Regions from separate parts of the Homo sapiens genome. Here region 2 is linked to region 1. A link is a contact called in ENCODE Hi-C data. All regions are on one chromosome and are shown on one strand. Each heading gives the region's core, a stretch centred on a gene start or an enhancer-like site at or near the end of the contact. The rest is flanking DNA. Distances are from core to core; before and after follow the strand shown. Region 1 overlaps CRYBG1 (crystallin beta-gamma domain containing 1). Region 2 has its middle 57 kb from the start of LINC02532.

Region 1 (4,271 bases), core at 601-3,100:
GAAGTCCCCAGCCAGGGAAACTTTTTCTTAATCCTTCTCTCTGTGAGATTCACTCTTTGTTCCCATAAGTAGCAATAGGTGTTTATCCTATGCAATTGAGACAGTATTTTGTCTTTATTGGGAATTAGTTTTCATTAGGGAAATATTTTTTTTACCCTGCAAAGCTGTGGGGAATAAAGAATTTTGGTTTTCATTGGATCTTTTCTTAAATATTAGAGAGAAGACAGCAAAACATGATTTTGGGGAATAATTTTGATTTCTGCATCTTCTTTTATCTCACTTCAGAAGATGTTTACTTTACTCGGTTTTTGATGTGAATTGCGCCTTTTTGTTACCAAGCTTATTTAAGGTGAGAAAGGACTATGAGAGAGGAAGGTGGAATATATGTTTAGTGATCAGCTCTGCCAGGCTAGAAACCTGAGTAGGGTTTGTATTCTGGTGGTCCATCCTGTGAACCCGGCTGTCTGGCAAGTGTGGACCTCAATCCAACACAGTTTATCTAGGCAGAAAATACCTTGCACCTTTCCTCGTCTGTACAGGGTACTGCAGCATGGTTCAATGTATTGTATTGGCTTTTACTACAATCCTGTCAGAGAATGTGATGTTGCAAGCTCTTTCAAAATATATGGTTGGGTTTCCAGCAGAGGTGCAGATCCCTTTTTCATGTGATTTCATAAACTTTCATAAAGTTTGGGTTTCAGATGTTTGGTGTTAGGACCCTTTATGTTTAAAAATGATTGAGAACCCCAACGAGCTTTTGTTTGTATGGGTTCTGCCTATCAGAATTTATTATATTATAAATAATTGCTGAGAAAATTGTAAAACACCAGAAAGTAGAAGTGCACACTGCACCAGTGCTCAGAGCAACGATGTCATCACACATCATGGAGCCTTGTACTCCGCTGGACATTTGAGACAGAGATGAAAAAGGCAGGTGACCTCTTCTTATTATGAAAATAGTTTTGACCCCATGGACTACCTGAAAGTATCTTGGAGACCCCCGCAGTGGCCTCTGAACCACATTTTGAGAACCACTGCTATAAACAAATAAGACTGAATCAGCCTATGGTACTCAGAAATCATAAAATTCTAACTATTTCTATTAATAGTTATATAATAGAAATATTAACTATTTCTCTCAAGCACAAAATTTCCACTGGTCCACTTCCCATTCATTACTACTTTGTTCTTTTTAATTGTTCTTAGATCGCTTTCCTTATTTAACTACAGTCTGACAAAGTTGATAACAGAATATACAGTTTCCCTATGAAAATCAAGTCAAATGACATAAAAAGGAAAAATAAAATCTTTATACTTTTTCTAGGCCTTTTTATGATTAAAAAATATGGTCTTTCTTTAGGTCCTGGGCTTTTATTGATTGTATATTCAATCATGAAGGTTTTACCTGAATTTTGTTTTAAATTTTAGGCTTTTTCTTCAGTTTATCTACTTCTAATGTGTATATATACATAAATAGGTATATACCATCTGGCTTCTGATAAGGCTCTAGGGGGGCCCTTATGGCCTTTTTTTTTTTTTTTAGAGTCAGAATCTCGCTCTGTCACCCAAGCTGGAGTGCAGTGGCATGATCTCAGCTCACTGCAACCTCTCTGCCTTCCAGGTTCAAGCGATTTTCATGTCTCAGCCTCCCAAGTAGCTGGGATTATAAGTGAGTGCCACCACGCCCAGCTAATTTATGTATTTTTAGTAGAGACGGGGTTTTGCCATGTTGGCCAGGCTGGTCTCGAACTCCTGACCTCAGGTGATCTGCCCACCTCAGCCTCCCAAAGTGCTGGGATTACAGGTGTGAGGCACTGCGCCCCAGCCTTTTGTGGTCTTCTGGGCATATCACACTCTGGTGTGATGCAAGAGCAGTCAGAGCAAAGGCAGTTCCTAAAATAGGCATCCTGGTCAGCACTGAAAGTAGTTCACGTTTTGTAATATTTTTACATGTATAATTACTATTTTATTATCTTATGCATTTCTGGTTTTACTGGTCTTGTCAGATGGTCTTGAAAATGATTAGTTTTGGAGCCATATTGAAATGTATTTTGTCTATCAAAAAAGCGGGATTAGGCCGGGCACGGTGGCTCTCACCTGTAATCCCAGCACTTTGGGAGGCTGAGGCAGGCGGATCACGAGGTCAAGAGATCGAGACCATCCTAGCCAACATGGTGAAACCCCATCTCTACTAAAAGAAAAATACAAAAATTAGCTGGGCCTGGTGGCACATGCCTGTAGTCCCAGCTACTCGGGAGGCTGAGGCAGGAGAATCACTTGAACCCAGGCGGAGGTTGCAGTGAGCCAAGATGATGCCACTGCACTCCAGCCTGGTGACAGAGCCAGACTCCATCTCAAAAGAAAAAAAAGGGGGATTAAATATACTATGTGCAATGTACATTATGAAATATACCATATATACCATAAACACTTCTATTTAGACTAGTGGTTGTTATATGATTGTAGATTTACTATGAGAAAACAATATTTATATGGATTCAGATAGGGTATGTATATGAACACAAAATTGATTCAGCTCTTTCTAGGTAAGTGATTAATATATTCTAATTTATCTTTATTTGAGATGATACTGATATTATTTGAATTAGAATCTCTTAGCTGAGTTCCTATTCTGTGAACTGACATGAAACATATGTGCCCTGAATTTTCTAGCATTGGTGGAAATAGCCTAGACATTTAAATTAGGAGAAATTGAAATGGCAAATTCAGTTAGAGGTGAAAAAACCTCAATTTAAAAGCATAAACTCAAAGAGTTTTAATACAACTTTAGCATCCATTAGAGTGGAGGTTTCAAAATCGATACAATGTGGGAAAAGTGTGATCTACCTACAGGATCGTGGGTGGAAAAAGAGGATCGTTATGTGAAGTTGTAATTATTTGTTGTGTTTTTGTTCATCTGATTGCAGACACTTAGAGGAAGTGTCCAAAATAAACTCAATCCCCGACCTGGAAAGGTAAGATTATTTTCTGTTTCTAGTCTTGATTCTATTTTGGTCTGACAGAGTACAACAAAGTGTGCTACCACTTTCGTTTTCTTGCAGGTAGTGATATATAGTGAACCCGACGTCTCTGAGAAGTGCATTGAAGTTTTCAGTGACATTCAGGATTGCAGTTCTTGGAGCCTCTCTCCAGTGATACTCATAAAAGTTGTTAGAGGATGGTAAGAATGGCACTTTAAGTTCCTGATGTCAAGTGTTTGAGTTTTACATACTTAATTAACTTTTTAGTCCTCACTACTAGTTTAAAATTATGGCTTTAGCAATGAAAAGCACAGGAAATACTACTCGTGGTAAGATAAGGGATTCATATCTTAACAATGTCATTTTAAATCATGTTTCTGATTATAGCAGTGATATATGTTTATGGGAGAAAAATCAGAACAATACAGTAGAACAAGCTTCTTTTTCCCATGCTTCCCCATAATATTGTTTTGGACTAGTCATATATCAGGGCCCATAACATACTCTTGGTTGATGACCTTTAAATGAGGTTGATAAGAATTGCACTAGTTATGTTGATAGGCCAGATACGACTTTTCAAAAACCTATAAGGAAACTTGAGAACACGTAGGAAAAGGCAAAGTAAAGAAACAATAAGGAAAAAAAATCTATAAGGTAAAACAAAAATAATCTATAAAGAAAGGCATTTTTCTAACTTTTTAATGACAGTTCAATGCAGCACTAACTTAAAATTTAATTTACTTTCCAATATTTCCACAAAAGATTGTTTTGGCTAAGTAAAGAAACTGGTGAAAAAAATAAATATTTTGACAGTTTCTGAAATCATTTTATCAGCTTCATTGCCTCTTGGAGATACACAGGAAGTTGGGTAGAGAAAGGCAGCTTAAAAAAAGAAATCGCTGATCTGGCATAATAGTTATCTTTTGGTGCCTACTTGTAAACTTGTTTGAAGTAAAGAGGGTAGACCTCTGAATGTTTATGGATTTACAAATTCATAAGCTTTTCTTTTGGTCTCCATTTGATTAAATATGCAGCAGCTTTCCTATTAGATTTTTAGGTGTTTTAATATTTTTTCCTATATATCCAACATAGTCATGAGAAAAACAAGATTTGCTTTTATTCTTAAATTTGAAGACAAATGCTATTTTAATTGCTAGAGAATTGGCCACTAATATACAATATATAATAGTGGCAATTTTTTACACAAATTTTGTTTTTATGGAACAGTACTTTTTCCTTTCTTTTGCAACTTTTGTCGGCTTCTTTTTCTTGAAAGCATAAGCATTTACA
Region 2 (4,171 bases), core at 1,060-3,559, 320 kb after region 1:
TTGTCTGCATGTACCACAATTTATTTATTCATTTATCAGCTGAAGGACATGTTGGTTGTTTCCTAGTTTTGGCAATTATGAATAAGATTGCTATAAATATTTATCTGCAAGTTTTTATGGAGACGTAAGTTTTTCATTTCTTTGGGTAAATACCAAACAGCATGATTGCTGGGTTGTACGGTAAGAGAAGATTTACTTTTGTAAGAAGCTGCCAAAATGTCTTACAAAGTGGCTAGACCGTTTTGCATTCCCACCAGCAGTGTACAAGAGTTCCTTTTGCTCCACATCCTTGCCATCGTTTGGTGTTGTCAGTGTTCTGGATTTTGGCCATTCTAACAGGTGTGTGTTGATATCTCATAGTCGTTTTAGTTTGTAATTTCCTAATGACACATGATGTGGAGTTTCTTTTCCTATGTTTGTCATCTGTATACTTCTTTGATGAGGTGTCTGTTTAGGTCTGAACCTATTTTTTAATCAAATTGTTTGTTTTCTTTTTGTTGAGTTTTAAGAGTTCTTTGTATAGTTTGGATAACAGTCCTTTAACAGATATGTGTTTTGCAAATATTTTCTCCCTGTGTATGGCTTATCTTTTTATTCTCTTGACAGTGTCTTTCACAGAGCAAACAATTTTTTTTAATGAAGTTGAGTTTCTTGATTTTTTCTTCCTCAGTATCCTTTTACAACTTAAATCTGAGGATACAACACTTTACTTCAATACCTTGTTCTTAAACAAAGACTGGAGCAGTGAGTACATGGCTGTGGACCTCATCAGTGTCATCAAATTGATGACATTGACCAACTTTTCCTGGGTTTGGATAGTCTTAGAGATTTTTAGATCGTCTCTCATAGAATTTCAAGAAATCCTTCCATAAAATACCTAGCTCTAACTTCCGCCTCTTAAGCAAGAAAAGCAAAAATTGAATTAGCGTTTTATGTCCTGCATGATCTCCGTGGAACCCGTACAGATCCTGAGGACTAAATGCGCTGACAAGGACACAGGCACAGGCTTTACCGGCCCAGGGATGATGGGAGGAATTTAACCTAAGTGAAAAATTAATTCTCAAACCTATCCTACCCTGCCAAGATTCACAATCCCATTTTTGCCCTGTCTCTGTGCCACATCCCATATAAGCAACAATTTAACCAAAAACAGACTTGAAAATTAATTGTACATCATCCAAGTCAGCGAGATCTTCAGCCCCCCAATTTAGCATCATTGTCCTGGGCAACCAGGCTTGTGGCTCATCCATTTACCCAAATAGAACCAGCAATATCTTACCCTGGACGAATAGGTGGTAAAAAAAAAATGATTTTTCCCCTCCCTTTGGATCTTTCTGAGGAAAGCTGAGTTGATTAACAAATAAAAGTTACCAGCTGGTAAGTATCTTGGATCTGTGTTTTGAAGCCGAGGTAATAAGCCTTTTGAACAAACTGCAAAATAAAGGACAAGGAGCAAATTCAAAAGGACTTTTGTGCAGATTCTTTCCTATCATTTCATGATATGGTTTTCACATCAGATATTTAACAGCTCATCAGTCTGATTATAGTACCATTAGTCCCACTTCTAAGCCTGATGAGCCACTCTGGTCTTGTTTCTTACAAAAATTAATTTTAGGTTTTTCTCAATTGGGATTAAATGTCAACCAAAATGTACTACATGAAAAGTCTTATTAACATTATCATAATAACAACTTATGCTCCTTACACATTAAAGCACATAAGACATTTGCCTACAATGTGTGATTGAAATCCTTTTCTTACCAACCTTAAAAGAAAAGCAAAAGATGCTGGTACTGAATATGAATAAAACATTCTGTCAAGAGCTTTTTTGCAAATGCTGCTCTAATTCATGCAAAATCAAATTTATCTCCATTGGATTAAATTTAACTGATTCAGATCCACATGGCTGACCAAGATGGGGTGTTAAATTCCTTTAAAAAATGGTAACTTCGGAAATATCCATTGGATTCCCATACTCTTCTATTTGAACAGTCAAATGCCCTTTATGAATTAGCAATGAGATTTGACAGAACTGATTTTCCTTGGAAATTACGTGAGATGTTCTATTTTTAACCAGAAGCTAAAAAAGTGTGATGAGATCAATGCTTTAAATTAAGTCTGCCTAAAACCTCAAGAAAAAGTTCTCATCAAAGGAACCAACAAAATCACAAAAATGAGGAGCAGACTGGGGAAATCCTGGCTAAAATTCTTGATAGACAATAGTTGTCCTGTTATTCTTCTTTGCCAAGATAGCCAGGTGTCACTGTGATGGCTTAAGAAAAGAAAAGAAAAGGAAAGAAATGACAACACAACTTCCACATGAACAGCCAGAGACTAGAGGAAATCCCCAGTTACTGTAACTGAGCTAACTTCAGCATTATATTCTGAACCACTTCTAGAAATGAAACCTTAAAGGCAAAACTTGGGGTTTTAATCTGACAGAAAAGTGAATTGGAAACATCTTTAATTTACATTTTAGAAAATGAAGAAAAGCATGTAGAAAAAAAATTGAAAGCCTTACAACCCAGGAACCTAGAAATAATAACTCCTGTATTTCTAATATTGTAGGCATTCCCAACCAGTTTTTGTTTTTTTTGTTGTTTTGTTTGTTTTGTTTGAGGCGGGGTCTTGCTCCGTTGCCCAGGCTGCAGTGCAGTGTCATGATCACAGCTCACTGCAGCCTTGAACTCCTGGGTTCAAGCCATCTTCCTGCCTCAGCCTCCCAGGTAGCTAGTACTATAGGTGAGTGCCACCACATCTGGCTAATTTTTAAATTTTGTGAGGAGAAAAAGTCTTGCTTTTTTGCCCAGGCTGGTCTTGAACTCCTGGGCTCAAGCGATCCTCCCACCTTGGCTTCCCAAAGTGATGGGATTTATAGGCATGAGCCACTGCACATGGCCTGCTTATTTATTTTAATGTAGTTTTTCTTAAACCTTTGAGGAAAGTCATCACTCAACGATTATTCCAAGTTGGAAGTATTCAGTGGCACAGCACCATCAAAAAGCCCTGAAAAAGGCATTCTCCAGTCTGAAAAGAGAGCTGAAATAGCCTCTCCCTTAATAAAAAGTGCCTGTAATCCCAGCACTTTGGGAGGACAAGGCCTCAGGAGGATTGCCTGAGCCCAGGAGATGGAGGCCAGCCTGAGCAATACGGCAAGACCCCGTCTACAAAAATCAAAGAAATTAGCCAGGTATAGTGGCTGACAACTGTGGTCCCAGCTACTTGGGAGGCTAAGGCAGGAGGATCCCTTGAGCCCAGAAGGTCAAGCCTGCAGTGAGCCATGTTTGCAGCACTGCACTCCAGCCTGGGCTACAGAGCAAAACCCTTTCTCCAAAAAAAAAAAAAAAAAAAGAACAAAAATAATAATGATAATGATGATTTCCAGAGGAACTTCTGCAAGTAGGGAAAGCCAGCAGTACCTACAAGCCTCAATTCATCCTGTGTCCCCTTGCCTCCACCATGACCCAATACCCACTGTTGCTCTGATAAGTGGAACTGGTAGAGTCTTGGGGAAACTTTAATAAGCATTAGAGAGAGTAGAAGGAAAATCAGCACAGAGAAGTGGAGGTACAGGCTGGTTTAGGAGGTGCTGGCCTGATCTGCCCATAGCTGGCTGTTCCCAGGCCTTGGTGTGGCCTTCTCTCAATGGTAAGCCATGGGCAGCCTCAGTCATTTGCTGAGTTCCAAATGGAAGCCAATCATGAACATCCTCAGCTCAGTCCTGGCAGGCCCCAGCTGCTCTTGCTTCCATTGCTTAACTTCTCTCCTCATTTCTCTGCTCCAGGCCCACCCTGGGCAAAATTGCAGAGTAGATTCAAGATCCCCTTCAGCAACCTGGTCTCGTGGTTCTGCCCAGAATAAATGGGTGGGATGACCCATTCTTTATGAATTGTCTTTCTGGAATTGGAGAGCTTTGCAGAGATTAGAAAGAGGCCTCATCTGGGCACACACAGCACTTGACACAGGTGTCCCCCCTCCTCCTGCTGAAAGCAGCCGTAGGACACAGGTTAACTAGTGGAGAGCAAGCTGGGTCTCTATCCCACAAGCCTCTCAGCCTCAGGCCTTTGTGCGGGTCATGAACCAAACAGTTGAGGCATTTGGGGGTCAGGGAACTTTCCTGGTACCTCTGAAATTTCTTCACAGGGGCAAGTGTCTTTTCCAGTCACCTAAG

What was found. Hi-C counts contacts between places; a loop is a spot of excess contacts on that map. Pooled maps may share reads with other maps.
Region 2: a loop to region 1 is called in a map with no recorded cell type, with 7 times the contacts of the local background. The contact joins two enhancer-like sites. A Hi-C loop is called at or near these places in 7 of 37 single-sample maps with no recorded cell type and 4 of 50 pooled maps.

The regions. Positions count from the first base shown.
Region 1 is chr6:106,522,206-106,526,476 of GRCh38, forward strand. It overlaps CRYBG1 (crystallin beta-gamma domain containing 1), which reads left to right. Exons shown (of 22, transcript NM_001371242.2): 5 at 2,928-2,975; 6 at 3,063-3,181. Among named protein-coding and RNA genes, the nearest start is that of RTN4IP1, 110 kb to the right of the region's middle. Within about 2 kb of position 1,851, at least 10 of the 41 ENCODE cell types and tissues checked have a DNase peak (open chromatin) inside an H3K27ac peak, as active enhancers do.
Region 2 is chr6:106,842,847-106,847,017 of GRCh38, forward strand. No RefSeq gene overlaps it. Among named protein-coding and RNA genes, the nearest start is that of LINC02532, 57 kb to the left of the region's middle. RefSeq lists enhancers at 2,367-2,426, 4,057-4,106. Within about 2 kb of position 2,310, at least 2 of the 41 ENCODE cell types and tissues checked have a DNase peak (open chromatin) inside an H3K27ac peak, as active enhancers do.